Regions from separate parts of the Mus musculus genome. Here regions 1, 2, 3, 4, 5 and 6 are each linked to region 7. Evidence: chromatin loops called from intact Hi-C (ENCODE). Cell type or tissue: left cerebral cortex. All regions are shown on one strand. Region 1 holds the start of Etfb (electron transferring flavoprotein, beta polypeptide). Region 2 overlaps Zfp719 (zinc finger protein 719). Region 3 holds the start of Iglon5 (IgLON family member 5). Region 4 overlaps Ctu1 (cytosolic thiouridylase subunit 1). Region 5 overlaps Zfp658 (zinc finger protein 658). Region 6 holds the start of Zfp658 (zinc finger protein 658). Region 7 holds the start of Zfp715 (zinc finger protein 715).

Region 1 (4,000 bases), 130 kb after region 7:
AGACTGGCTTTGAATTCACTATGTAAGTGAAAAATGACCTTGAACTTCTAATCCTTCTGCCCCTATCTCCCAAGTGCTGGGATGACACGTGTGCCCCACCATGACGGTTTTATATTAAACTAAGGAATGTGCCCAGGGCCGTGTGCATGCTGGGCAATCACTCTACTACTAAGCTACCTTCCTTGCTCCTCTTTTATTTTGTATTGTTTTGCTTGTTTTAATTGAGATAGGCTCTCACACTGTAGTCTGCCTGGCCCAGAACTCATTACATTACTCATGGCCTGCCCTTGGGCTTGTGATGTCTTGCCTCAGCCTCACTGAGGCTAGGATCCCAGGCAAGTGGCTGCTGTTGGGGACGTTGAGGTTGCCAGGCAAGAGTGCTTGGGGGGCGGGGGGTGGGGGGGAGGCCTTCTGGCGTGGAAGAGCTTCCTCCTAACGAGAGGTGTGAGCCAGTCGTACCTGTGATGTCCTTGGCAGCTGCCTCCTTGGCATGGGGGTGAAGAAGAGCCTTCAGACTGGAGGGAATTTACTTAATCTCTTGAGCAGCATCCTCACAGTACTGTCTACTACCACCAACTACTGGACCCGACAGCAAGGGGGGCACAGTGGCCTATGGCAGGAGTGTACCCATGGCAAATGCTCCAACATCCCCTGCCAGAGTGAGACCTTCACCTGCCTCTATATCAGACCACACTCCAGAGCCCACCCCTACCCCTAGCTCCAGATGGGCCTTCCATACCAGGCGCAGACCCAGATGTCCTTTACCCAAAGGCTCTTTCTCCCCAGGCCTGCCTTGCTGTCCTCTCCCTACCAAGTCCTCCGTTCCCATAGGAACACCTGTTTCCAAAATGCAGTCAGATGAGCTCTAGATACTCATGGTGTGTGTGTGTGTGTGTGTGTGTGTGTGTGTGTGTGTGTGTGTGTGTGTAGGGGTGAGGATGGCCAGAAGAGCCCAGGGATGTTCTTTCATGGCACCAAGGCGTCTAGCTGATGCTACCCTGTCTCTCCAGACACCGTGGCAGTGTCCGCAGCGTGCATGGTGTTGGCAGCAACCTTCAGTATTGTAGCTTTGGGGATCGGGATAAGGATTCAGTGTCGAGAGGCAGAGTCACGACGTAGCCAGAATACCATTGTCTTACTTTTCCTCAGCGGTGAGAAGGCAGTCACCCCTATGTAGGAGGGGTGGTGGTGGTGCTGGTGGTGGTGGCAATTCTGAAGGAGTTGGGCCGAGAGAGTTTGACTGCCATGGTTAGAAATGGGAGGGGCCAGGGGGCAGCTGACAGTGGGGATGTTTCTGACTCTTTTCTTCTGCTCTTGGGACTCTTCGCCTCCTGTTGCGTTCTCTTGCCCATCCTCCGTGGGCTTTTGCCTTGTCTCCTTGTATCTCTTTTTGTCCTGTTTGACTGTCCTCTCTTGGAGACCTACTCTACTCTGAAGAGGAGGAAGTGTGGGAGGGGAGATGAGGGAAGCTGGGAGACGTTGAGGGAGAGGAAACTGTGGTCGGGATAGATTGTATAAAGGAAGAATCTATTTTTAATAAAAAAAGAAAAGAGGAGGAGCAAGAAGCCCACGAAGGTGAAGCCAAAGGGAAGCTGGGCGTGGTTTGATAAGTCAGAGACAAGGGCAGTTCTGAGGGGTGGGCTTGGGTGCAGCTTCTACCTGGCCACGCTCACCTGACGGGTGGGCGTGGCCCAGGGTTGCTGCTGCTGATTGCCTTGGCCGTATACACTTCAAAGAATGCCTGGAAGCCAGAAGTCTTCTTCTCCTGGTCCTACTTTTTCGGATGGTTGGCTTTACCCTTCTTGTTTATTGCGGGTAACCAGCACGAGGGGAAGAGGGTGGAGACTACCCCTCTAGAGGACTCCCCTCCCCAGAAACTTCCCAGTCACCTATTCTTCCTAGCAAAGTCCACAATAACTTCCAGTGACTTCCCCGCCCCTGCACTCCAAGACACCCGATGGAAACGCCCTTGGAACCCCCATCCCTAGCTCCCAGGCAGGCCAGATCATCCGCCCCATAGCCCACCTTCCTTCCCCGGGCTCTGTACTCCCTTCCTGCCAGGCTTCTGCTTTCTGCTTGCCGACATGATCTTGCAGAGCACCGAAGCCATCAGCGGATTCCCGGTATGCCTATGAATGCGGCCTGCCTGGGGCAGAATAAAGGAATGGCTTTTAGCCTCGCCCCTGCGTGCTTTTCTGCGGAACGTAGAGACAGAAGCTTGGAGACTACAGAGACACGGATAAAGTGGCTTGTAGAGAGTTAAGGAGGTCAGAAGGAATGTGGGAGGGTAGGAACGGAGACTTGAACCCTGTAACGAGGTGTGTACCCTGGGGATTTGCAGATGCGGAAGCAGGGAGAGGGTGTAGGGACAAGCTGACACCGGGTAGTCCTAGCGGATGTAGGCGTAGAAGAAGGGGCGGGGACGAGCGCACCCGGGGAATGCACGGGGAGAGAATATGGGACTCGGGAGAGTCATAAAGCACGCAGTCGCGGGAGGAGGTGGGGATGAGCGGACACGGGAAAATCACAAGGAAGTAAAGTGTAGACGCAAGGATAAGGAGGGAATCTGCAGAAAGAATGCGGCGGCAAGCAAGTGAAGGAAGGCCTTGGGGGCGTAGGAAAAAAGGCACAGGGTGCGCGTGGGAACACAGACATGGGGGCTTGGAGTGCTGAGAAAGGAGGGATCTAGAAGTGAATTGCAGATCTGGGGACAACAGGAGTTACGAGGAGAGCATTAGGATAAATAAGCCCTCAGCAAACTTCACTCCTAGGAATGCCCTTTCCCCTACTTCTGTGCAACGCCCCCTCCACCCAGCGGTCCGCCGTGGACCCCGCCTCTCCCTGAATTCCGCTTCCTATTGGCTTTTTCTGAGTTGTGCGACGGTTGATTGGTCGGTGTTGCGGCGCGCAGGCGCAGAGACAGATACGGGGCGGAGTGTGTGACTATCTGGATTAGGAGCAACCTGACCCGGCCAGTGACTGCTGCAGGAAGATGGCGGAGCTGCGCGCGCTCGTGGCTGTCAAGAGGGTCATCGACTTCGCTGTGAAGGTGACTTTCCCCACCCCGACTAGGTCCCAGCACCCTGAGACCGCAGCTATGAACGTCCAAGAGCAGGAGCGTGCCCCACATAAGAGAACCTTTCAAAAGTCAATTTCTATTGCCCTTTGACCCGACGTCAGTCATACTTGGAGCAAAAATCAAGGGCTGTGAGATTTTGACAATCAGATCCTTCTGAGGTGACGACCCTTTTCCCCTCTCTCTCAGTCCCTTGATAACTGTGGGCTGGAGGAGTCATGGTCCCTATTTAACACGTGGAGAAACTGAGGCACAAAACTGGCACTTAGCAAGAGAGAATCAGAATAGAGAATTCTATGTGGGGCCTGCGGTTTCATCACTCATTACCTTGCAGGCTGCACTGTCTGCTCTAAATGTACAGCCACATGGAGAGCCATCTGGTTCCATGGGACTCAGAAAGCGCCTCACCCATATAGCCATGGGATGCTTGTCGACAGTTTTTTATTTAGGAAGGGAAGGAGACCTGTGCTTGCTGGAGAAGCAAGTTCAAAGGAGCCAGCTTAACTAAGACTTTGGAGTGTCCGTGAGCAGTCTGAGGGCAGCACCCCTGAGGCCCTGGGTTCTCCTCAGAGAGAAGCTGCTGTAGCCAGCATTGAATCAGACTGGGTTCCCAGGCCAGTCTCTCAATGCTTAGCCTAATCTGTACTGAAAAAAAGATGGTGGCAATTCATGTTTGTCTGTCCCCATTGTCCTGTGATCCCCCTTTGTGTCCTTCAAATTTCCTAGCATAAGGAAGATGCACCCAAGAGACCCTCTGAGATAGGTAAAAACGGGCTATATCATTTAATACCACCATCTACGTACCGCAGTTGAGGAATGAGACAAGAAGGATTCAGGAGACAGACTCAGACTTAATGTCCATGACCCAGACAGCACACATGGAAGTCGGCACAAAGCACCAGCAGATATAATTCCTGTACAGAG
Region 2 (4,000 bases), 270 kb after region 7:
TGTGTCTGAAGACAGCTATAGTGAAATAAATAAATAATTAATTAAAAAACAGCCGGGCATTGGTGGCTCACGCCTTTAATCCCAGCACTCGGGAGGCAGAGGCACGCGGATTTCTGGGTTCGAGGCCAGCCTGGTCTACAGAGTGAGTTCCAGGACAGCCAGGGCTACACAGAGAAACCCTGTCTCAAAAAAAAAAAAAAAAAAAAAAAAAAAAAAGGAGGAAAGGGTAGGATTACAGACCAGAAGTCCTTGTGTATATACCTCATCTTTTCTGATCAAGAAGGGAATTGTGGTGGTGAGTGAGTTACAGAGATATGTTAGAAGAGATGGGCTGTGAGGTACATTAGTAAGTTTGAACAGTGCCTAGAAACAAATAAAAACTTGAACTGGGACAGTGTGTCATTTCGTATAAGTCAGATATATACTATACTGATCCTCTCTCTTTCATTTGATGACCTTAGATCATATTAAAACACCAGGTATAGTAGCCTTTGCCATACAGCTGAAAAGATTGTCCGGAAAATAAGCTAAGAGCTAGCTAATTTTTTTTTTTTTTTTTGATTCATACTTTTGACCTGGTAATCAGAAGCTAGGGGCTGATGAGCCTTATCCTGCATCAAATTCCCAATGCCAGTGACCAATACCTGCATCCTTGTTTTATGTCACCTTGCTTAATACCTTCCTGTTGTCACGGTTAAGAGGTAGAAGGGAGAGTTGGACATTTCTGGGCTTTGTCTGCTCTGCAGTGTCTACAGGATGATCTTCAGATAGAACTTTCAACTCTTCATGGGCTAATAAATTTTGAGTGAGTGATAATATGGTCATTGACTTTCCAGGGCTTTCTGATATCTTTGCAGACCTCTGGGTGAGGCTAAGCCATTCATGCCGCCAATTTTCTCAACATAACCAAGTTGGCCTCTGCCCCACAACTCTACAAGAATCGTCCACATGCTGACCTATCTTCAGAATCCTGAGAAAATTAGAGAGAGACCAAGAGTAGAAACCACAGAGGACATGCCTACTGATATGAATTTCTGCCAGATGCCCCAGCAGTTGGGAGCAGAGGAGCAGGATGGATTGTGTGAGGTGAGGAGAGATGCTCCAAGTTCAACTTTTCCTCGCTAGATTGTAGACACTGGAAGCAGAAGATGGGACTCCTTTTCCTAAGACAACCTTGATTCTCCAGCTAAGAGTGAAATGCAGAGGGCTGAAACCCCAGCCTTTCCTCATCTTTTCATGACACATTCATTGTGCTGCTTTTTAGATTTAGATTTATCTCCCCGTCTATGACTCCCTGGGGAATCCTGTTCCTATTCAGCCCAAAGGACTGGCAGGACAAAAAAGTAGGTGCATCCAAGTCTAGCTTAGTGAAGCAGAGACTTTGTGTGTATATATTAATTATCGTAACAACTGTGAAGTACAACCCTCAGGGGCACGGGGATCTCGAGCAGCTGCATCACCCGTCCCTGTGACAGCCTTCCCCAGCTGTGTGTCCCCTTACACATTTATGTAACATGAAAGATTGGCCTCTAGAACCTCTCCTCCCTCCCTCCAAAAGGGAATGGTTCAGTGCCAAGGTAACAGCTACACAGCATTCTCTTTACCACACACGCAGACAAGTCCCTGAGTCTTTTGGCTTTCTCGCCCAGCTCATAGATACACATTGGCTCCTCAGAGCTGAGTATCTTAATTTAATATATGTTTTTTTATGTGTAGGATGTTTTGCCTGCTTGTATAGCCGTGTACCGAGTGCATACAGTTCTCACAGAGGCCAGAAGAGGGCATCGAATCCCCTGGAACTGGAATTAATAGCCAGTTGTGAACTGCCATGTGGGTGTTGGGAATTGAACCCAGATCTCTGAAAGCCAGTGCTCTTCACTGAACCCTCTCTTTAGTTTTAAGCTGAGTATCTTAAAGTAATAATTTAGATATGTTAGGCTAAATAAAATATGCTATTAAGTTGGTTTCATCTGAGTATAATATGACTGCTAGAAATTTTGAGATGACTTTGTGACTCCCATTGTATTCGCTTTGGAGATCTCTGCTCTAGAGAATGATCGTACTCCAATTTTATTTTATTCTTGCAGTATGCTTCACAGTGATGACAGGCCTGCACTGTCGTATCCTGCCAGGTTCACATCATGCTGGTCATCTCACTGGCTTCAGGTGTCATCATCCCAAAGTCCTACCTTTGTGGAGACTGGGCAGTGCTTCTCTTGTGTAGTTTAGCAGCCATTTTCAAAGAGGGAAGTGCTATAGTAGTAACTGCCCTTCAGAAGGCTGCATCCATGTCTTAGGTGCTTCTAAAGGCAGATCCCTTTACCATCACATTGAGTGGCACACGTTGGATGCTATAAGACCAGCCTTTTACATTTGAAGATCTTCATGTCCCTGCAATTAATTACTTAAGTGACAGTCCGTAGCTCAAAGTTGAAAACTCCACATCCCCTTCACCCACCGCCCTTCACCCTCCACCCACCACCCTTCACCCTCCTTGTGATTGGGATGACAGCTAGTTTGTAGACGTTATGGCTGTCACTGTCCCCTCCTACTCAGAACTCTCTGCCACTCCCTAAGCATGGCTTTCCCTACTGTCCACCTCCATCCTAGTTCCTCCATCCTAGAGTATGCTCGTCCACATCCCAATTCAAACGCCACACTTCCCGTCTAAGGGGCTGTACTCTCATTATCATGACAGCCATTCCCAGGTGTGTGCCTACCTTGCTCTTCCCAACAACTTGCTTTGTATATATTTCTAAAAATATTCTTTATAGCCCCATATGGGTCTTTATATTGCTATTTGGCAAGCCTGAGTGTCTTTCAGAGTAAAAACTCATATAGTGTTGAATCCCAGGGACCCAGCCCAGCTATAGACAAGAATAATGTGGCTTAATAAATTGTCATGCTGTTTAATCTTGGATAGAGAATGAAAAAGGATCCATTTCTGGCCTCCTGGTATGGGGATGATAGTGTTTAATAGATGGCAAGTTATTTTTTTATATATTGTTTTCATCTATGTCCCAAAATACAGTGGGGAAATAGGTGTTTTGTAGAAAGCTTAAAGCATAATATAAGGGGTGAGGGTAACTGAAAACACGTGTTCTGCTTGTCAATGTTAATTTACAATGATTATATTATTACAGAGATTGGTGTCCTTTGATGATGTGACTGTGGACTTCAGCCAGGAGGAGTGGCAGCACCTGGACTCCGCCCAGAGACGCCTGTACCAGGACGTGATGCTGGAGATCTACAGCCACCTCTTGTCAGTGGGTGAGCATGGCTGGCCTGGGGAGCTAAGATCTGGGCCTACTTTCCTTATTTCTCTTTTCCAAACATGGTGGAATATCAAGTCTTTTATGAATTTTTTTCCTTCTTTTGTCTTGATGTTTCACTCCTTTTTGGTTATTTTCATGTGTTGCTTTGTGCTGCCAATAATGAGTTTGACTCAAGGAGCTGTAAGACTGATTTCCCAAGGTTTTTTGTTTTTGTTTTTGTTTTTGTTTTTTTTTCCGAGACAGGGTTTCTCTGTGTAGCCCTGGCTGTCCTGGAACTCACTCTGTAGACCAGGCTGACCTCGAACTCAGAAATCCACCTGCCTCTGCCTCCCAAGTGCTGGGATTGAAGGCGTGTGCCACCGCTGCCTGGCGATTTCCCAAGTTTTATTTTGACTTCTACATACATGCCATGGTATGTATAACACATGCGAGTGCATATATATACTCACACACACACACACATATCCATAATAAATGTGGCGTGTATGTGTATTAAGGTTTCTTGTGTCCATATACCATATGTATGCAGTGCCTGTGGAGACCAGAAGAAGGCATCAGATTCCTTTGAACTGTAGTTACAGTTTAGCTGCCATGTGGATGCTGGGAACCAAATCTAAGTCATCAGCAAGAGCAACAAATGGTCTTTTTTTTTTTTAATTTCTTCTTCTCTCCTATATTACATCCCTACTATAGTCCCCCCTTTCTTCCCTCCCCACCCTCCCGTC
Region 3 (4,000 bases), 180 kb after region 7:
AGGCTGGCTTCTCTTCTTCCTCAGGCCTCAACCCTCTTCTCACCTTCCTAGGGGTAGCTTTCTGGATGCCCTCCCCAAAATGGACAACACATTCTCGAGGGCACCGCTAGCTTCTTCCCATTATGTGATACTCTCTGAGATGAACTATCTACTTGTTTGCTAGATTTTTTTTCCCCATCTGATTCTTGACATGTCTTCTTTTCACTATAGACTCTATGAGACAGTGCTTGCTCTGGCTTGCTCCCTGTCCCTAACCACACAACACATTTCTCAGGAGCTCAGAATGACAGTATATGAAATATTTGCTAAGCCAATGAAGCAGGCGAGGAGGTACACGATTGTAATTCTGGTGCCGAGGACAGTAAGACATGACAACTGCTCCGAGCTTGAGGCCATCCTGGGCTATCCACAAAACAGGAAAACTACCTGACTGCCCAGTGTTCCAGACCAGCTTGGGCTGCCAAGGCTGAGTTCAATACTCTGGACCCACAAGGTGGAAAGAGAACTCCCACAAGCTGTTCTCTGACCTCCAACACACAGTTATGCAAATGAAATATAAAAATATAATATTTTTTAAAAAACGAAACAAGGGGGGAGGATCAAGAGTCAGAGCCTGATACAAGGATGCTGAGTTGGGTGGCACTGGGTTCATTCCTGGCTGCTGTGTGCACTGCCTTCTCCCCTCCAGCTGCCCCACGAGCAAGAGGCATCTCCCTACCAACACACACACTCTGCTGATTTTTTTAATGCAGTTAGTTTTGAGACAGTAGGTTGGTCAAATAGCCTAGGTTGGCTATGTAGCAGAGGCTGATCTTGAACCTCTGGTCTTCCTCCCTTGAACCTCTGTGCCTCTGCCTCCCAAGTGCAGGGAATACAGGTGTGCAAGCATCCTACCAACTAACTGAGCCACATCTCCAGTCAGCATAGTTTCCTTTTGTGGGTGAGTATGTAAATGTGTGGGTAGTGTTGGCATAAAAGATTTAGGCAGGGTGGGAAATGGAGGGGTTAATTGCAGGTTCATAGTTACACAGCCAGGGAGGTTTTGCTAAGTGTAAATAAGCCAACAACAGAGAAATGGGCTGTCCTGATTTCTACTTTAGGATGAAAACACTAGCAAGAACCAACCAGGCCTTCTTTGCTTTGCATTGAAAGTTGTGTGGAATGACTTTGTGAAAGGAAGAGAACGCTAAAGGAGTGTGCTCCTCTGCTGCCTGGCCCCTGATCCATTAGCTTCTCTCAGGTGTGTGTTAGAACTGGGCATGGTAGCCCATATCTATAGTCGCAGGATCTAGGAAGAAAAGGCAGGAGGATTGCCTACAGTTCAAGGCTGCCAGCATGGTCTACAACTATGGCTACATATTGAGACCTTAGCATGAGTATACACACACACACACACACACAGAGAGAGAGAGAGAGAGAGAGAGAGAGAGGGAGAGAGAGAGAGAGAGAGAGAGAGAGAGAGAGAGAGATTGAATGGTCCAGGCTTATGCCTGTAGTCAGCATTTGGGAGGCTGAGACACAAAGATCACCCTGAATTTCCAGGCCAGCTTGGACTACATAGTGAGACTCTGACTAGAAAAATACATAACTGTATATGAGCAAGCTGGGGTCTGGGATTTGGTTCATACATGCTCCTCATGAGAAACATGGATGCATACTTTACAAAATGGGGTGTCTTTCCTCTCCAAAGTAACAGTGGGATACAAATGGGGCACCTACCCAACAGGTAGATATATCTCAGTTCACCCCCACTGGGTCTCATCTTCTCTTGCTCAGTTTTCAGACGGGGTACCCAAGACCAGAGACCTGATCAAGGTCATATGGCTTTGACAAAAAAAGCCCCTCACCCGGAGGCATGTTCATAGTAATGTTTTGCAAATGGTTAGAGAGTAGTATTAGCAAATGGGACAGTCACTACCTTAAGAAGAGAGCTGGGTAGCAGTCAGGGTTCAAGGACGTACAGTAAGGGGAAGGAAGAAACAGATGCCACAGTGAATGAGGGTACAGTGTATAAGAGAGGGAGTAAGGGAGGTGGAGGGACTCAAACATGGGGGTTGGGGGATGGAGCTCAGTTAGAGAGGCAGATGTGCCACTGTGCAGAAAGCAGCAGGGATAGGAAAACAGCCCAGGGAGACAGGGAATGTCACCATCCAATAGCAGAGACTGGAGATAGGGCCCCCAGAAGCAGCCTACAGTAACAGGAGAGAAAGGCGCCAGGTCAGGCAGGGCTCAGCCTCCTACTGTGGTAAGGGGTGGACTTTCCAGCCCATTCCACTCCTGGCAGAATCCATGCCCTCCCCCATCGGATCTGTGCGTGGGCGGCCTGCGTGACTCTCTAGTCTGCAGGTGTGGCTTGGCTGTAAAGCTGTGATGTTTGTGTGGCTGTGGGTGACTTGATTGGAGGACCAGATAGCTGCTTCCTTTGGGGCTGCTGGGGTCACAATGTTGGGGACTACTGTCCCTGGTGGCATAGCATGACCCTGATTCTGGAATGCTTGATTGGACAAGGCCTGGAGGAAGTGATGTGGAAACACCAGATTAACACTTTCCTGGCTTCCTGGGTACCCACAGCTCAGCTTTCTGCCCATCCCTCTTCCTTCTGTGCCATTTCCTTGACTCTACGCTCCTTGACATGCCCTGCAGGGGAGGCACAGTCCTGAAGCATCCTCAGGGCAGGACTCACTCCTGCTGTTAGAGAGGGTCTCCAGGCCCACGGAACTGGCTGAGACTAGTAACCTTGGGATCCTGCATTAACCCTTCCTGTCCTGTCTTCTCCAGCCCAACCCCCACCCCAAATATTCATTCCATCAAAGACTTTTAAGATCAGAATTCTTAGTCTGGCACCTCAACTTTCTGGCTTTCCAGGACCATCTCCCAGTTAACTGCAAACACCCCAGATGCCGAGAGGAAAACCCGCATAGGGAGTTTCAACCCCTTTCCTGATATTCCTGGGACTGGGGATTTCAGTCTGTGGACAATCTGTCCTCATTGCTTGCTAACCCTGGGAACACATTCCCTCCTCTACCTTCACCTAAAGACGCAGAGCCCAGTCCCCAGGCAAGGACTGCGCAGGGAACCCTCTCCAAAAAACGCTAAGACAAGATCCCCCTCCACAAAACAGGGCATCATTCCAGGCCTGGTACCCCAACTCAGTTTGGAGACACTGCCCAGGTGAGGACTGTCATCCCAACGTCTGAGCCTCTCCCTGACCTAGAGCAGCGGTACATTCTTGCCGCCCCAGGCCGGCAGCAGGTGTCTGAGACCCCCTTGCTAGTGATGGAGCAGCTGACCAGACGAGGACGTGCATCCCTGTGCCCAGCGCGCATCCATGCACCCAAGGACCCCCTGCCCAGCCTAGGACTGCTGCCCAGGTCTCTGGCTCCAGACCTCCGCATCCCCCCGGGGGGAACTCCCTGTTTGCCCCCACCCCGGTCCTGTACCCCTTCCCAGGACCTCAGGGTTCCCCGCCGAGCCCCCCACCCCCGGCGCTGCGGTACCTCGGCTGATGACGGCCAGGCCGGCCAGGGCGGCGGCGGCGAGGAGCCGGAGCCGGGCCCCGGGCGCAGGGGGGGGCATCGCGGCGGCGCGGAGGGGGAGGGGAGGGGGCGGTCGGGGCGCGCGAGCCTGGGGGAGAGGGGGAGGGGGAGGGGAACCCCGCCTGCGGCTGCACCGGCCCGGGGGGCGGCGGGGGCGGGGGGAGGGGGCTGGGGGGGCGCGACGAGGTGGCCGGAGCTGCTGCAGACCCAGGGAGGGGGGGTGGTGCTGACGGGCAGGGAGAACGGCCAATCAGGGCAGGAGGGGGGCCGCGGAGGCGGGGCCGGGGGGGGTTGCTCGTTGGAGGGAGAGGCCTTTGTTACTGTGGCCCTGCCCCTCCTCCGCCCTCCCCCGGGCAACCGGCGTCCTCCTGGTCTCCAGAATCCTGGCCTGAGATGCACTTCATCCAGCTGCCTTCTGCTGAAGGAGCCCAACCCTCCTGCAGACTCCGGCTCTGTCCCTCCTC
Region 4 (4,000 bases), 370 kb after region 7:
CCCAGGTGCCGGCCTCTGCAGTTTGCCTCGCAGAAGGAGGTGGTGCTGTATGCGCACTTCCGCCATCTCCGCTACTTTTCCGAGGAGTGCGTGTATGCCCCTGAGGCCTTCCGTGGTCATGCCCGGGACCTGCTTAAGCTCCTGGAGGCGGCCAGACCATCAGCCGTGCTGGACCTCGTGCACTCGGCAGAGCGCCTAGCTCTGGCTCCGGCAGCAAAGCCCCCTCCTCCAGGCACCTGCTCCCGCTGCGGAGCCCTGGCCAGCCACAAGCTCTGCCAGGCCTGTGCCCTCCTGGATGGCCTCAACCGAGGCCTGCCGCGCCTGGCCATCGGCAAGGGCCGCCGTGTGCTGCAAGTTGAGCCTCCACAGCCTGGGAACCCAAGCCTAGTCACCAGTGACCCTGTGGCCCCAGCAGGACCCTGCACCTGCAAGCAACCGAAAGATAAAGCCAACCCATGCGGCAATGGAGGGGACCGGGCAGGAGCCACCTGTGTATCGCAGTGTGACCTGAGCCCCGGGAATGGAGAGGACCGGGCAGGAGCCACCTGTGTATCGCAGAGGGACCTGAGCCTTGGGAATGGAGGGGACCGGGCAGGAGCCACCTGTGTATCGCAGTGTGACCTGAGCCCCGTGGCGGAGTGACCTGAGCTCTGCACTCTACATTGCCCTGTGTCCGGGGAAGTGATTGTACCCCACTGCCCTGCAACTGTGGAGTAATCTATACACTGTGAAGTGATTTCCCTTCAGTGCACGGCACCTTGGGACTGACCTGTTTCCGTGTGGAGTGGCTGTACCCTGCAGAGTCGCTTGAGCCCTGCAGATTATTTAAAGTGTCCAGTGCCCTGCAACCTGAGCCCCGTGTCCTACCTGTACCCCATGGAAGGATGGGCCCTGTAGAGCAACATGAACCTTGAAGTATAGGGCGCTCTAGGCACAGCTACCAGCTCTAAGAGAGAAGGGACCAACACCCATGCATTCCCGCACACCTCTGTGGGCTCAGAGAGCCCTGGCCCTCCTTTTCTGTTTTCCCAAGTCAGGTAAACAAAGTCACATGCGTACTAGGAATATTCACAATCGTCACTATACCCGTCTCATCCAGGCACAGCTCTCGCACCTACGGGAACTGGAGAAAGTTTGTTCTGAACCAGTTGGGACCTTCCATGGGCGGGTATGTGAATTGAGGTTGCCTGGGAAACTGCCGTGGGAGCAGTTACACAAACGTTTACAGCCCTAGGACAATAGAAAGTCATTAATCAAGACATTGGTCAAGTATGTCGGTGTGAACTGCAGGTAGACAGGTTATAGCAAAGCTGAAATCCCTTCTGTCAGTCTGAGGAACTATCTGATGACTTTCTTAGCTTGTGGGTCTTTGGAAGCCAGTGGTCTGCTGAGCTGATAGGTTCTGAACCAAATTTGTAGTTTTCACATGGTTGTTGAGTTAGTGTCCTGGCTGGCCATTTTTTGGTTTTGTTTTGTCAACTTTACACAGGCTGGGGTCATCTGAGAAAATGCTTCCATAAGATTGGCCTACAGGCAAGCTTGTGGGGCATTTTCTGATTGATGATTGATGTGGAAGGGCTCAGCCCACTGTGGGCGGTCCAGTCCCTAGGCAGGTGATCCTGGATACTATAAGAAAGCAGGCTGAGTAAGCCAGTCAGTAGTAGTGTTCCCTCATGGCCTCTGCCTCAGTTCCTGCTGACTTCCCTCAGTAATGGAGTGTGACCTAAAATGTAAGTTGAAATAAAACTTTTTCTCGAAAGATGTTTTTGGTCTGGTGTTTTATCGCAGCAATAGGAAATGAAAGTAAGAGTGTCCACATACGGGTCTTCATCACACACGTTGCTTTCAAGGGGACTTCATCTTTGCTTTGGAGTGCTTATATCTACCTTCTCATTTCTTCCCCATGGCAACTTCAAGGGACCACAGGGCCTGTCACCAGTCCTATCTATAATAGGGTGACTGCCTTGCCCAGTCCTGGTATCTGTTGTGAGTGAGGAGGGCACCCCAAGCTTGGACTCTGGAGACAGAACTTGTGCTGAGTCTCTGCCTTAACCTCTCTAAGGTGCCATTTCCTCCTGTGAAAATGGAACTGTCTTGCCTTCACCCCTATCTTGGGAGATGAGAGTCCAGTTATCCAAGTCCATGTCCAGCTTGGCTCTGTATACTGGGGATTGGCCACCAGGGGGCTCCAGGCTTCTGGGTGCTGCCTTGCCATATTAAGAAGTTGAGAGGCTGAAGAACCTTCCCAAGAAGAGGGTTCCTCAAAAGTACTAAAAACTTCCCTGGATCATTCCCCCAACATTGGGCAAAGGGTGCTCCTTAGCCTCTGTGGCCCTGTCCTCTTGGAAGTGACTCCATAGGTCTCTATTTACCAAATTAAGATAAGTTAAAAAGCAAAGGTGGATGCCCTGCCGCCATCAGGTCCCCCTAGGCTTATAAAGCACCAGGTCAAATATTCATTCAGCAAATATTGGACATCTTTTTGTCTGGTCCTCCTGCAAGTGCCAGGAAGCTGCAGTGGGCAGAGACAGGAGCCCCTCCACAAATTTTCAGTCTGGGGTGGGGGCGGAGGGAGGGCCATTGCAAACAAATAACGAGTGATTGTGACTGTCGCTTTTTCCTTTTTTTAAAAATTTACTTAAAAATATACAGCTCAGTATTGACATTTTTAAGTCATCGAAATAATTTATAATAGTTAAATGCCTCTTAAATATACATGAATTCTTCTGAAGCTAAAAGTAATATGCACTCAACCAGTTTTTAAAATCTACTTGGAACATTAAACATGATAGAAGTAGAAAAAAAAAATCTCTCATGAAGTCCTCTATGAAAGGGAATTGTGACAAGTTCCTGATTAGACAGAAACCATTCCATCTCCAAGGGAGAATGCACAGTGTAACTGTGGCTTCATAGAATGAATTGGGCAGTGTTCCTTCTGTTTCTATTTTGTGGAATAGTTTGAAGAGTACTGGTATTAGGTCTTCTTTGAAAGTCTGATAGAATTCTGCACTGAACCCATTTGGTCCTGGGCTTTTTTTGGTTGGGAGACTTTTAATGACTGCTTTAGGGGTTATGGGACTGTTTAGATGGTTTATCTGATCCTGATTCTGGTATTTGGTATCTGTCTAGAAAATTGTCCATTTCATCCAGGTTTTCCAGTTTTGTTGATTATAGCCTTTTGTAGTAGGATCTGATGGTGTTTTGGATTTCCTCAAGTTCTATTGTTATGTCTCCCTTTTCATTTCTGATCTTGTTAATTAGGATGCTGTCTCTGTGCCCTCTAGTTAGTGTGGATAAGGGTTTATCTATCTTGTTGATTTTCCTCAAAGAACCAGCTCCTGGTTTTGTTGATTCTTTGTATAGCCCTTTTTGTTTCTACTTGGTTGATTTCAGTCCTGAGTTGGATTACTTTCTGCCCTCTCCTCCTCTTGGGTGCATTTGCTTCTTTTTATTCTAGAGCTTTCAGATGTGCTGTCAAGCTGCTAGTGTATGCTCTCTCCAGTTTCTTTTTGGAGGCACTCAGAGCTATGAGTTTTCCTATGTCCCATAAGTTTGGGTATGTTGTGCCTTCGTTTTCATTAAATTCTAAAGTCTTTAATTTATTTCTTTATTTCTTCCTTGACCAAGTTACCATTGAGTACAGCGCTGTTCAGCTTCCATGTGTGTGTGGGCTTTCTGTTGTTTTTTGTTGCTATTAAAGAGCAGCCTTGGTCCGTGGTGATCTAATAGGATGCATGGGATTATTTCAGTCTTCTTGTGTCTGTTGAGGCCTGTCTTGTGACTGATTATATGGTCAGTTTTGAAGAAGTTTTTTTCCCCTTTTTTCAACGCTGAAGATTGAATTAAGGACCTAACATGCCAAGCCACACCCTCAGCCCCTCACAGGGGGATCCTAGACAATCTATCTCTGAGCTACATCCCCAGCACAAAGGTTTGCTTGTCAAAAATAGAGTAGAGGGAGCCATGAAGGAAAGGCCTCTGGGGAGGTGGCCTTTGAGCA
Region 5 (4,000 bases), 260 kb after region 7:
CAAGCGAAAGTCAAGCCTCACCGTTCACCAGAAGATCCATATCAGACAAACACACCACGAGTGCAGCGAGTGTGGGAAAACGTTCAACCAGAAGTCCGAGCTCAGCACTCACCAGAGACTTCACCTGGGCAAGAATTCCCACAGATGCAGCGACTGTGGGAAATCGTTCACTTACGCATCCCAACTGAAGATGCACCGTCGGGTTCACACGGGGGAGAAGCCCTACAAGTGCCGGGACTGTGGGAAGTCCTTTACGTACTCATTCACGCTGAATGTGCATCGCCGAATTCACAAGGTGGAGAAGCCTCACAAGTGCAGCATCTGTGGGAAAGCTTTGGCGTCTAAGTACCAACTGGAAGAGCATGAGCGAATTCACACAGGAGAGAAGCCTTACGTGTGTACTGAATGTGGAAAAGGCTTCCATGGTAGGTCAGGTTTCCTAAGACATCAGATTACTCACACGAGGGATAAACCTTTCGTCTGTCATAAATGTGGGAAGGCCTTCTTTCAGAGGTCACAGCTGACATCTCATCAGCAGACTCACACAGGAGAGAAGCCTTATACGTGCCATTACTGCGGGAAATCATTCAGTCACACATCCCAGCTGACGGTCCATCATCGAATTCACACAGGGGAGAGACCTTACAAATGCGACTATTGTGCGAAGTCGTTCAGCAACTCCTCCCAACTGAAAGAGCATCTCCGCATTCATACCGGGGAGACGCCTTATGCATGTTCCGAATGTGGGAAGGCCTTCAGCCGACGATCGTCCCTCAATCTACACACGAAAATTCATACTGGAGAAAAACACCATATATGTAGTGAGTGTGGGAAAGCCTTTAGTCAGAAGTCAGTACTGCGGACACATCAGAGAATACACACTGGGGAAAAGCCTTACAAATGCAGTGACTGTGGGAAGGCCCTGGCTTCAAAGGGCCAACTTCGAGATCATCAGCGGATTCACACTGGCGAGAAACCCTACATGTGCCCTGAATGTGGGAAGGGTTTCTTTGGCAGGTCGTCTTTGCATAGACATCAGATAACTCACACTAAGGAGAGACCTTTTGTCTGTCAAAAATGCGGGAAGACCTTCATCCAGAAGTCAGCACTGACGTCCCATCAGCAAATTCACACAGGCGAGAAGCCCTATGTGTGCCCTGAGTGTGGGAAGGGCTTCTACAATAAGTCATCTTTACCTAGGCATCAGATGACTCACACTAGGGGGAGATCTTTTGTCTGTCAAAAATGTGGGAAGGCATTCCTCCAGAAGTCTGTGTTGAAATGCCATCAGCGGACTCACACTTGCAAGAAGCCTTAGCAATGCCATAGGAAATTGTTCCATAATAAAACCCACTGAGGGGCCCTCATCATCCCTACATAGAAATGCAGAGAGCATCCCAACTGGATGTGCAGCACTGGGTCTAGAATGGAGAGAGACACTACTGTGTTCTGAGTGTTAAAAGGCTTTTAACAGCATGTCAGATGATAATAAATAGCAAGCAGCTCATAGTAGACACAGTTCTTTTTAGGCTCAGTTTTTGTGTGAAGCATATTTCCTCATAGTCTATAAACATATTCCTAACTGAGGTATAATCTTTAAATTACTTGAAGAGAATGTTTTAAAAGAATTTATTGGGGCTGGAGAGATGGCTTAAGAGCGCTGGCTGCTCTCCCAGAGGTCCTGAGTTCAATTCCCAACAACTACATGGTGGCTCACAACCGTCTATAATGAGATCCGATGCCCTCTTCTGGTGTGTCTGAAAGCAGCGACAGTGTACTCACATACATGAAATAAATCTTTTTTTTTAAAGGAGTTTATTGTACATTATTTCTTCTGTACTTTAAAATATCTAGATATACACTGCTTATTAATAGACACATTATTTGTGAGAGACATTTGTAATCTGATTTCCGGTTTTCATCCAAGGAGGAAACCCTAAAGCAATGGGCTGAGAAATGTTTCTCTATAGAAGATGGCAAAAGATACATTTGTTACCAGACTATAGGAAAATTTGGGGGATTTTCGTATCAACGATATTCCTATTTATTGTGGGATAATAATGTTTCTATAATGCAAGAAAGGAAACAAGATACTGTTCTCTGTCAAAAGTGTGTCTAATATGTATGTCTGGTTGCACACTTTTGTTTATATGACATCAGTACTTACATATGTGTTACCTCAGATTAGTGGGGTTTTCCTGACCAGTTTCTTCTTTTAAGAATCTAATTTGTGTTGACAGTCTATCCCCTAGTCACACCATCTTGAAACTGCACTGTCAATAATTAGTAATCTTTTCACCATATACAAGTAGCTTTTGAGATAAATCCATAAGTGAAATTCTATAGCATTCACTATTCCTTATAACTTTTCTCTTTTCATGTTAACTCATTGTACCTGTTTTCCATGTGTTCCATTTGTAATGAACTACATAGACAGACTCAACCACTCGTTATAGAATCATTGACACATAAGACAATAAATAGTGAAGTTGTGTGCATGTGTGTGTGTGCACATGCATGAGTGCCATGGCACATGTGTGGAAGTCGGAGAACTATTTATGGGAGTTTGTTCTTTATTAACAACATTCAGGTCCCAGGAATTGAACATGTGCCATTAACCATTGAGCCAGCTTGTGCCCATTATGGTTTGTTTTTTTTTTGTTTTTTGGTTTTTTTTGGTTTTTTTGTTTGTTTGTTTGTTTGGTTGATTTTTGGGGTTGTTGTTGTTGTTTTGTCTTTTTGGGTTTTTTGTTTTGTTTTGTTTTGTTTTTTGTTTTTTTGTTTTTTTTTTTTGAGACAGGATCTCAATATGTAACCTTGGGTGACCTGCAGCTTACCAGGCTGGTCTTGAACTCACAGAGACCCTAGCACAACTGAGTTGTTGTAGCCTCCAATCTACAAATATTTACTATTTGTCTCTTCACAATATATTTGACCATATGTGCTACATATATTACTATTCTCAAAATCATATTCCTGTGTAGAATCTCTTTACTTTGTTTTATAAAAACCCCATCTCTGTGTGTATTGTTTTTCTACCCTAAAATACATACCTTTGTTGGTAGCATGATATCCTGTGAGGTTGAAATCCAGAGCCAGTTGTGGCGGTACATACTTTTAACTCCAGCACTCAGAAGGCAGAGACAGACAGAACTCTGTGATCTCTAAGGCCAGCCTGATCTACACATGAGTTGCAGAACAACCTATGCTGGAGGGAGGGAGGGAGGGGGAGAGGGAGAGGGAGAGAGACCCTGTCTCAGAAAACAACAACAACAAAAACAGACAACAAAAGACTTGTGATAACCTTCTTGGAAAGGGTGAAGGGAAATAATCAGAAAAGGGGAGCCAAAGAAACAGTAACTGGGTTCAGCTGAAGCAGTAGCCTGTGCCACCCAAAGAAATCCACCTTGTGAGAACTGACAGAAACAAGCCTGAGCTTCAGTAGTCCATTCCCTATGAATCATGGTGTATTGCTTGAAAAGACCTAGACTTAAAAAAACCAAACAAGAAAAGCATGCCAATAAAGACATGGGATAAGGAACTGAGCAGAGAACTCTCTGAAGAAGACATACAGTCAATTTTTTTTAAAGCGTTTAACCTCCTTAGCTAACTTCTTACCTGCTCAGAATGGCCGTCATCAATGGACAGCAAATCTGAGGATGTGAAGAAAAGGGAGACTTTGATGACTCTTTGAGGGAATGTAGTTTGTTACAATGAAATCAGTCTGGGGTTTTGTTCTTGTGTTTAGTTTGTTTGACTTGTTTTGGTTTTGAGACAATAGACCTCACTATGCAACATTAGTGGTAGTTTCTGAAATTGAAACTACTCAATCATGTAGCTAACCTCTTCTGGATATATACCTGAAAATCTCTTTCATACCACAGAGATACTGACACATCCATGTTTACCACTACTCTTCACAATAGCAAAGAAATGGAATACGCCCAGATGTCCATCAATATAGATGGATGTATAATGAAACTATAGTATAAATGCAGTG
Region 6 (4,000 bases), 250 kb after region 7:
CATTTCTGTTATTTCTTTTAATATAGCATCTCACTGTGTAGCCCTAGCTGGCCTGGAACTCACTGTATAAACCAGGCTGGTCTGGAACTCACAAAAATCTGCTTACCTCTGCCTTCCAAGTGCTGGGATTAAGGTTGTGTTCCACCATGCCTGACCTACAATGTTTTTCAGGGTATCTGTGGTTCAGCCTCCTGATGCATGGGGTGGTTTTATGGTATGGACAGGGCAACTTCCTCAGCTGCCCATTAGGTCAGTCTCATGGAGCACAAAGAAGGAGAGGCATACAGTTTCAGCTTCTTTTGTGCTTCATCACCTCCACAGGGCAAGTGCTCCATCTTCCTGGTGGACTGACTGTGACTCAGGCTGCAAGACAGATGGGCACTGTACCACATTTACAGCCTAGAGAGGTCATAAGCATAAGGAGAGAGCCTGTGGAAGAGCAAGGTGGTGCCCGGGAGGCAATAAGTGCGTGTGGGTATCAATCATATGCTAAGATGTAGCAGAGAATCGATCAGAAGTTGATATTTGCATATTAACTTTTATGTGGTTTAATATAATTTGGCATGTGGTGATGGGTGGCTGAGACTACTTTTTGGGACCCCCGGAGCTGTATCTTTGGACACAAAACCCTGGTCACAAGAGCACCAGTACTATAATTTGTTCTCAAGACAATCAAAATCATATGTGAAGCTAGGCATGATGGCATATCCCCCCCACCCCCCAGCCCTGGAAAGCAGAAGCAGGGGATCATACCATGTTCAATGCTATACTCTTGTCTACACAGAACTAGAGAACGCTAACCTGAGATACTGCACACAATCGTTCATTTTGTTCAGATATTCGACTTTGGCCTATGGATTTATTCCCTCTACTGTACTGCACGTTTTCGTCATCAATTGATCTCTCACCATTTATCATTATCTCCCTCTCCACCTTCCTCTACACTATTTCTTATATATGCAAAACACACAATAAATAATGAAGAATTAAAATAAAAACACTTGTCATTGACAACAGATTTTCTCCACCTCTGGTCCCCATGAAAAGCCTCAGTGTCACATTTATTTCAGACCTTCATCTTTAAAGATTCCACATGGCTTCAATTCCCATTTCCCAACAAACCTAGTTTTTTTTTTCTTTATATTTATTAATTTATTTTTTATTTACTTCTTAGTTTAGAGGAAAAAAATCTTTTAAGTCCCTGAGAATATACAGAAAAAAAAATGGTATTTTTAGTAATATGCAGCATCCCGGTCTCTTGGAAATAACTGATATACACGTATAGGTAGGAAGTAAAATCCCCTGAAAATATGAGACAGCCTTGGACTTTCACTGTGTCACAGTCCACAAGCTTTGCCTGCTTATGTGCACACTGTGATGGTGGTCCCTGTATCATTGTATTGTGGGAGTGGCCATGACAGCTCCTAAAGGAACAGAAACTACAGGAAGATCCAAGTGAAGTATTGGCAAGTTGTAGCGTCACAAATAGTAGCGCGCATGCGCTTCGCCAGCCTCCACAAGGGGAAAAAAGGGGGTGTGGGAGGGTGGCGAAGAACACTGATTCGCAGTAAACGGAAGTGGTCTCGAGCGGTCATATCCGCTTAAATCTCCGCGCAGATCAGTTCTGTTATTGTTGCCCGCACTCCAGGAGAGTTTGGATTCTAACACTGAGGGCCCGGGGGCGGAAGTCGCAGGGAGGGACACTGCGCGTCCTGTGCAGAGTTCTCTGCATTGTTGTGAGAGGTGAGCGGCAGGGGCGCAGGGAGGATGCTGTGCTGTTGAGCGCTGATTTGTGTTGAGTGACAGCTGACACAGCTACTGGAGGGATGCCCTGGTTGAGCTGGGGTGGGAATCCTATGGGAGTTGGGAGAGCAGGGTTGCTGAGAGAGACAGACAGTGCAGCCAGCTACCGCAAGCCTGGGGCTAGCGTCTCTGAGGGCGATCGCGCTGCTTTCTAGTAGTAGCCTGCGAGAAGAGAACAGGCAGATACAAATGGAAAATGAGATTATTTGTGGTTTGGGCTTAATTTGGGAAAGCCAGCCATTCTCGGTCAGCCTGTGGCTTCTGCCTGCGGAACTAATACTAAGAACACGTGGAACAAAAGCCAGGGGATTTGCATATGCAAAGAGGGCACAGGCATCGGAGCTGCAAGTTGAGCCTTTGTGCAGGTAGCAAGGCTTGTAAAACAGGACCTTTTCGTTCCCAGCATGTAGTCTCCTGTAGAGAGCTAGCGCTGCAAAGCAAACGTTTAAAAGGCAAATCCTAATCCCCGGGCCGTTTTATGTGAGGGCTGGGACATGAGGCGGGTCAATGCTGCCTCTGCTGAGACCATATGGTCACAATAAGAGTCAGTGATTGGCACTTGAGCAGAAGGACCCTGTGTCCTTATTGGAGGTTGTATGTTCCTTGGGTATCACTATTGAGTTTATTGAAGATTCTCTGGAAACTAGTAAATTGTCATCTTGGCTGCCAAAGTAATAACGTTCTGGGGAACTAGGTATGCCCATTTTAACCCCGTGGTTAAATTAATCCTGTGGTCAGTCCACTTATCAGAGGTTACTTAAAGTCCAGAATGACAGTGAATATGTCCTGTGTACCATAAAAACATTGTGGACAAGGGAGAAATGTTTTGTGTCGAGGGCCTGGTGTTTATGTGCAGGGTTTCCAAGTCAGGGAAGGGATTGAGCCATTGAATTTAAGGAAGAGAAACAGGATGTCAATGTGGGCATAGATGAAAACGAAAATGTCTAGACAGGCACAGAGAGCCAGGAGTGGCCATCACCACACCACACTGCACCACATCTCTGCTCTCAGAAGGAGAAAGGGTTCTGGGTGCTGGGCACACAGAGACCGCCCGAGATCATGGGCACTGGGTGTGGTTTAGAGTAGGGAAGGAACGGGACTGGTCCTGCTCTTCCTCTTAGGGTGTGTTCTGGAACAGCCCATAAGCTTAGTTGTCATTTCTGAGAGAGAAATGGTTGTATCAATGCTGGTGGCATGCTTAAAAGAGCTCTCGTGAGAGCTGGGCACAATGGCGCACACCTTTAGTCCCAGCACTCAGGAAGCAGAGAGCCGCAGGCCAGCTACAGCAACACAGTGAGGCCATGTCTCAAAAAGTTGGGGACTGGGGAGGGCTGTGTCTGAACAGCTTAGCAAAGCTCAGAAAAAGGAGCAGCCTGAGCAGCTTGCTCGTTCTCATGTGTCTTTCTGTGTGGGTTCTGAGGGCAGGCTGAGCGTCATATCACTGCAGATCCCCAGTGCCCATGGTACACACCTGCGCCCTCACTGTGGCATCAGCGAGGTTAATTCCTTATCTCCTCACAAGTCAAAGGTACAGCAGCTGCAGTGAATCCTTCCTAACTATCGTGTTTGGCGTGTAATTCAGGGAAGGGGAGTTGTTTGGGGTTTTGGCATGTGTGTTGTATGTAGTCTATGCATGTGGGTGTGGGCATAGGTGCGAGTCTGTAAGTGCACCTGCACTGAGGCCAGAGTAAGCTACTGAGTGTCGTGTTCCATCACCCCAGCCTTATTCCCGTGAGGTTGGGTCTGTTGAGGTTGGGTCTGTCGCTGAACCTGGAGCTAGGCGGATAGCCAGTGAGCCCAGAGGTCCTCCTCTCTTTGTCCCACACAGCACTGGACTTACAGGCATTTGTAGCCAAGCCTGCCTTTTTCAGATAGCTAGGTATTTGAACTCAGGGCCTCTCGTTGGTGCAGCAAGCTCTCTTACCCACTGCGCCATCTTCCCAGACCCCAGATTATGGTGTTTGGGTTTTCTTTGTCATCACCCTGGTCAATACCAGACAGGGCTTTTCTGAGTATTATCTGTTCTAGCATGTCTACACTGGGCATGTCTTGGGCACTTAGAAACTCATGGGCAAATGTTGGCTGAGGATACAAGGTCATTCCCTCACTGGGGCTTTCTGCTGTCTCTTTAGGTCAAAGGCAGGCCACATCAGCCAGGCTGGGGGATTTTTCTACCTCACCACAGCTGGCCTCTCTG
Region 7 (4,000 bases):
TGAATGATTGCAGTGGTCTCAGAGACACCGGAAATCACTAAAAGACAACAACCAAACATCTGACCATGAATTGGTGAGGGCCTATATGGAAGAACAGGTGTAGGCAGTGTAGAGGATACATAAAAGCCCTGCTCTTGTTATTAGTCTGGGTTCTAAAACAAACAACAAAAGAAAACAAACAAAAAATTAAAAAACCATCCATTAGGAAGGAAGGACACACTGCAGCACTCACATGTTAACTAGTAGAAAACCAATGTGCTAACTAACTTAGTCATTACAAAATGAGTACATAGGTGCTTATTGTAGGGATCCAGAATGCCATGCTAGGGAAGGCTCACTAAGCCCTCAGCACCTGCCTGAAAGGAAGTAAAATACTTACAAAAAATCAGTACGTTGCCAACTTAATTTTGATTGCATTTCAAACAAACTTTTTAGCTACACATATGCATTACTACTCTGCTTGATTTGCTCGTAGGTCACTAAATAGAAGAACAGGGGTACATATTCGAGCTGTTTTCATTCTAAGGAACACCCTGGCCACCATATCTATGCAGTCCCTTCTGTAGTCAGCATCTAAAAACAGCATTCCTGTTTCCTGTTGCACAAAGCGCTCAGGATGACAGCCAATTTTGATTGTAGCGTGAGTTTCTAGACATTTCCCCGTCTACACAGACACATTAAGAAAAACAGGCTTATCCAATCCTCACTCCCCCACTCCATGTCTGTCTGTGTGCCCCCTCCCCCGCTCCCATGTGTAAGTGTGTGTGTGTGTGTGTGTGTGTCTGTATTTGAGACAAGGTCTATTATTTAGCTCTGGCTATCCTGAACTTGCTATGTAGACCAGGCTAGCCTTTAACTTTCACTGCCTGGGCCCCATTAGTGCTGGGATTTAAAGATATGAGCTACTTACTCCTCTCAGACCAATACACAGTTTTTTAAGCACTCCAAATCAACACAAACATTAGGGTACAAATAAAACGGCCCAATATTATTTTGGTCAACTGCCAACCAGTGATCTTTAACGTCTGTATAGGATCCCAAAGACAGGCAAGCACTGATGCACATAATGTCCAAAGGATTCCCAAGTATGACTCTAATGTGCCCCAAAGAGTGAAAGTGTTTTTAATATTTGGGATCATTCCTTCAATAATGCTGGTCATCCAGAGGTAGGAACGAATTAGTTGGAAAAGGAGACCCAAAAGCAGCCCATAAAACAAGATTCCCTACTTTTACGGACCTTAGAAGAAATCTCTTGAGCTCAGCAGCCTAGATAACTAGGCAGCATGCAAAGCGTGGGACCCCCTCCCTCCCTCCCTCTCTCCCTCCCTCATCCGTGAGAGCCTGAGCACTCGCAGTTCCGACACCTGTGGTCTTGACACTTGCTACTTTGGTCAAGCCGACGGGATTTTCTTCACATAGTGCTAACCGGAATCAAGCCACAGTCACTGGCCACGCCAACACTAACGACCAGAGTCGCCCTCACAAGCATCCCACTCCCGCCCTAGGCTCCATCGCTGCCTCTGCTGACCCCTACGCCAATCACGGCTTGAGTGGGGCACAGGCCACCTCAAAGTCTTCGCCCTTAAGCTCCCGACTCCCACCCGGGGACCCGCTGCGTGCAGCGCCCACTCACTGAGTCCCGCCCCCTAATGGCCTCAGCTGACAACTTTCATGGACGACTGCGTGAAAACCCACAGGAGAGCACATTGGGAAGTGACAAAACACCCAAGATACGGGAAACCCTCGGGAACAGGGTGAAAGCGCACCACGCGACCCCCACCCCATCTGACGAGCCCCGGCAGCCGCCTCAGCCCAGTCCTTCAGCACAAACCAGCGCTCGGCACAGCACTGCGTCCTCCCACCCCCTGCGCCGCCGCCGCCGCCACTCACCTCACACTGCCCGGCCGAGAGCTCTGCACACGGCACGCCTGACGGCGACTTCCGCCCACGGAAGCCGAAGAGTCCCGGATGGAAAAGTTCCAAACCACCTCGCGGACCCGCCAGCGAAGTAACACTCGAATGACTACAACATTTAAGGTTTCACGGCCACTCTATTTCCGGTGTCTTTTAGATTTCCGGCAGGACATGTCCACGCCCAGTAGAATAATGCGCATGCCCACTAACACTTTTGACCCGAGTGTGCCTGCCAGCAGTCAGCATGGCAGACCGGGTGGTTCCAGTTTCCTTGGAAACTGTGGTGGCGGCGTGAGTGAGCTCCGGACGTTGGAGGCCACCATCCAGGAACTTTGATTCCATGTGGGCGGGCAGCTAAATGCAACGCCTTTGAGTGGAAGTCTGAAAGCTGTCTCCCATATGGTGTGACAGGCCTGGCAGGAATATGATAGTCTAAAGAGACATTCTGTGCCCCTTCCTCTACAGACTATTGAGACAATGGAACACAGAAATAGAAATTCCATGATGGGAGAAAGGATGTGCTGAAGCCAGGAGGCAGTCAGAGCAGGGACTTGTCACAGGAAAACAGATTTCACACCGTTCTGACAACTTCCTAGACCACTTTGCAGGACAGACTTCAGTCGGAGACAATGATAGCGAGGGGCCACAAACTAAGATTGCTTGGTAAGACTGCTTAGTTACATACCTCTTGCTTTCTATTTAAACCTAATTCTGCAGGGGAGAAGGGATGATATGATAGAGAGGTAGCTTAACAGGTAAGTGCCCAAACTGCTCTTAAGGGCTCAATTCCAGCACTCACACGTCAGCTCACAACTATCTGTAACTCCTGTTCCAAGCGGACGCTCTCTTCTGACCTCCAAAGACACCGAGCACACTAGTGGTACACAGACACTCGTGCAGATAAAACACCCATACACATAAAATAAAAATTTATATCTTGCCCAGTGGAGATGGTACACGTCTTTAGTCCCAACACTCTGTAGAGAGAGTCAGGCAGACCTCTGAGTTCAAGGCCAGCCTAGTCTATAGAGAAAGTTCCAGGACAGCCAGGAGAAATCCTGCCAAAAAAAAAAAAAAAAGAATTAAATCTTGATCAAGAAGTTGGCTCATACCTTTAATTCCAGTACTCTGGAGGCAGAGGAAGGCAGATCTCTGAGTCTGAGGCCAACCTGGGCTACATAACTGAATATAATCTCATAGCTCCCATTTTGCTATTGTGGAAAGATAAACTAGGCAAGATAGATCTCCATTGTTTTAAAATTGTATTTTCCTAAATTATGCAAGCTTTTGAGAAAGAAAAAAAAAAAAACCTTTAATGGGTTAACAGAAACTTTCGATTTCCAAGACAGAAAGCATCTGGGAATATCTAAAGACTTTTTTTTTAAGGTTTCTTTCTTTATTTTATGTATATGAGTATACTGTAGCTGTATTGATGGTTGTGAGCCACCATGTGGTTGCTGGGAGTTTGATTTTAGGACCTCTGCTCACTCTGGTTGACCTCCAGCTCCGCCCCTGCTCACTCCCACTTAAAGATTTATTTATTATTGTATGTAAGTACACTGTAGCTGTCTTCAGACACACCAAAAGAGGACGTCAGGTCTCATTACGGATGATTGTGAGCCACCATGTGGTTGCTGGAATTTGAACTCAGGACCTTCGGAAAAAGCAGTCAGTGCTCTTAACCGCTGAGCCATCTCTCCAGCCCAAGACTTTATTTATTTTATTTTTTTTAATTTTCTTAGGCTTGGTATAGTAATACTGGGCCTCTTGTTCCTAACCTCAAGGTGGATAAATTAAATACTTCTCCTTTATCTGTTTGTTTCCCTATTTGTCTCTTTAATTGGTCAGATTCCAACTTGGTTGGGCTTTCAGGACCCAGGCTATAACAATTGTCAGTGACTTATCTTTGGCACTCAGGCCTTCTGGTTTGTAGGCAAGCACTTTTACCCACTAGACAAACTCATTACCCACTTACCCACTTTCTCTTTCTTTCTTTGTCCCTCCCTCCTTCCTTTCCTTTCTTTCTTTCTTTCTTTCTTTCTTTCTGTTCCCATTTTCCAGTTTTTTCTTTTCTTTACTTTTTTTT

Evidence for each region. A loop is a pair of places that touch in the nucleus more often than their neighbours do. Peaks named below come from ENCODE experiments on the same cell type or tissue, not always from the same donor. Only the 100,000 strongest peaks of a DNase experiment are listed, where the experiment ranks them.
Region 1: a loop joins it to region 7, with 4 times the contacts of the local background. A loop is called at or near these places in 17 of 42 quality-filtered maps.
Region 2: a loop joins it to region 7, with 2.5 times the contacts of the local background. A loop is called at or near these places in 7 of 42 quality-filtered maps.
Region 3: it touches region 7 in a loop (2.3-fold over the local background); 3 of 42 quality-filtered maps call a loop at or near these places.
Region 4: it touches region 7 in a loop (2.9-fold over the local background); 5 of 42 quality-filtered maps call a loop at or near these places.
Region 5: a loop joins it to region 7, with 3 times the contacts of the local background. A loop is called at or near these places in 10 of 42 quality-filtered maps.
Region 6: it touches region 7 in a loop (2.3-fold over the local background); 6 of 42 quality-filtered maps call a loop at or near these places.

The regions. Positions count from the first base shown.
Region 1 is chr7:43,441,156-43,445,155 of GRCm38, forward strand. Cldnd2 (claudin domain containing 2) reads left to right here. Exons shown (of 5, transcript NM_028849.1): 2 at 478-659; 3 at 1,011-1,151; 4 at 1,696-1,815; 5 at 2,062-2,165. The coding sequence starts at 491. The coding sequence ends at 2,135. It overlaps Etfb (electron transferring flavoprotein, beta polypeptide), which reads left to right and starts at 2,917. Exons shown (of 6, transcript NM_026695.3): 1 at 2,917-3,049. The coding sequence starts at 2,993. In left cerebral cortex, no CTCF peak of the experiment used is centred here; DNase peaks (open chromatin) are centred at 2,407, 2,900 and 3,438; H3K4me3 peaks cover 1,917 bases; H3K27ac peaks cover 1,268 bases.
Region 2 is chr7:43,583,211-43,587,210 of GRCm38, forward strand. Zfp719 (zinc finger protein 719) reads left to right here. Exons shown (of 4, transcript NM_172482.1): 2 at 858-1,086; 3 at 3,144-3,270. The coding sequence starts at 949. Among named protein-coding and RNA genes, the nearest start is that of Zfp719, 5.6 kb to the left of the region's middle. In left cerebral cortex, a CTCF peak has its summit at 1,770 (motif pointing right); a DNase peak (open chromatin) is centred at 1,772.
Region 3 is chr7:43,486,448-43,490,447 of GRCm38, forward strand. It overlaps Iglon5 (IgLON family member 5), which reads right to left and starts at 3,764. Exons shown (of 8, transcript NM_001164518.2): 1 at 3,498-3,764. The coding sequence starts at 3,576. In left cerebral cortex, no CTCF peak of the experiment used is centred here; DNase peaks (open chromatin) are centred at 2,375, 3,196 and 3,883; H3K4me3 peaks cover 1,986 bases; H3K27ac peaks cover 1,947 bases.
Region 4 is chr7:43,676,540-43,680,539 of GRCm38, forward strand. It overlaps Ctu1 (cytosolic thiouridylase subunit 1), which reads left to right. Exons shown (of 3, transcript NM_145582.1): 3 at 1-1,759. The coding sequence ends at 642. Among named protein-coding and RNA genes, the nearest start is that of Ctu1, 6.5 kb to the left of the region's middle. In left cerebral cortex, a CTCF peak has its summit at 2,179 (motif pointing right); a DNase peak (open chromatin) is centred at 2,172.
Region 5 is chr7:43,573,649-43,577,648 of GRCm38, forward strand. Zfp658 (zinc finger protein 658) reads left to right here. Exons shown (of 5, transcript NM_001008549.2): 5 at 1-1,813. The coding sequence ends at 1,318. Among named protein-coding and RNA genes, the nearest start is that of Zfp719, 3.9 kb to the right of the region's middle. In left cerebral cortex, a CTCF peak has its summit at 1,705 (motif pointing left); no DNase peak of the experiment used is centred here.
Region 6 is chr7:43,560,679-43,564,678 of GRCm38, forward strand. It overlaps Zfp658 (zinc finger protein 658), which reads left to right and starts at 1,692. Exons shown (of 5, transcript NM_001008549.2): 1 at 1,692-1,743; 2 at 3,936-4,000. In left cerebral cortex, a CTCF peak has its summit at 1,547; DNase peaks (open chromatin) are centred at 1,506 and 2,129; H3K4me3 peaks cover 1,892 bases; H3K27ac peaks cover 992 bases.
Region 7 is chr7:43,311,214-43,315,213 of GRCm38, forward strand. Zfp715 (zinc finger protein 715) reads right to left here and starts at 2,087. Exons shown (of 5, transcript NM_027264.4): 1 at 1,891-2,087. In left cerebral cortex, a CTCF peak has its summit at 1,642 (motif pointing left); DNase peaks (open chromatin) are centred at 609 and 2,077; H3K4me3 peaks cover 1,864 bases; H3K27ac peaks cover 1,604 bases.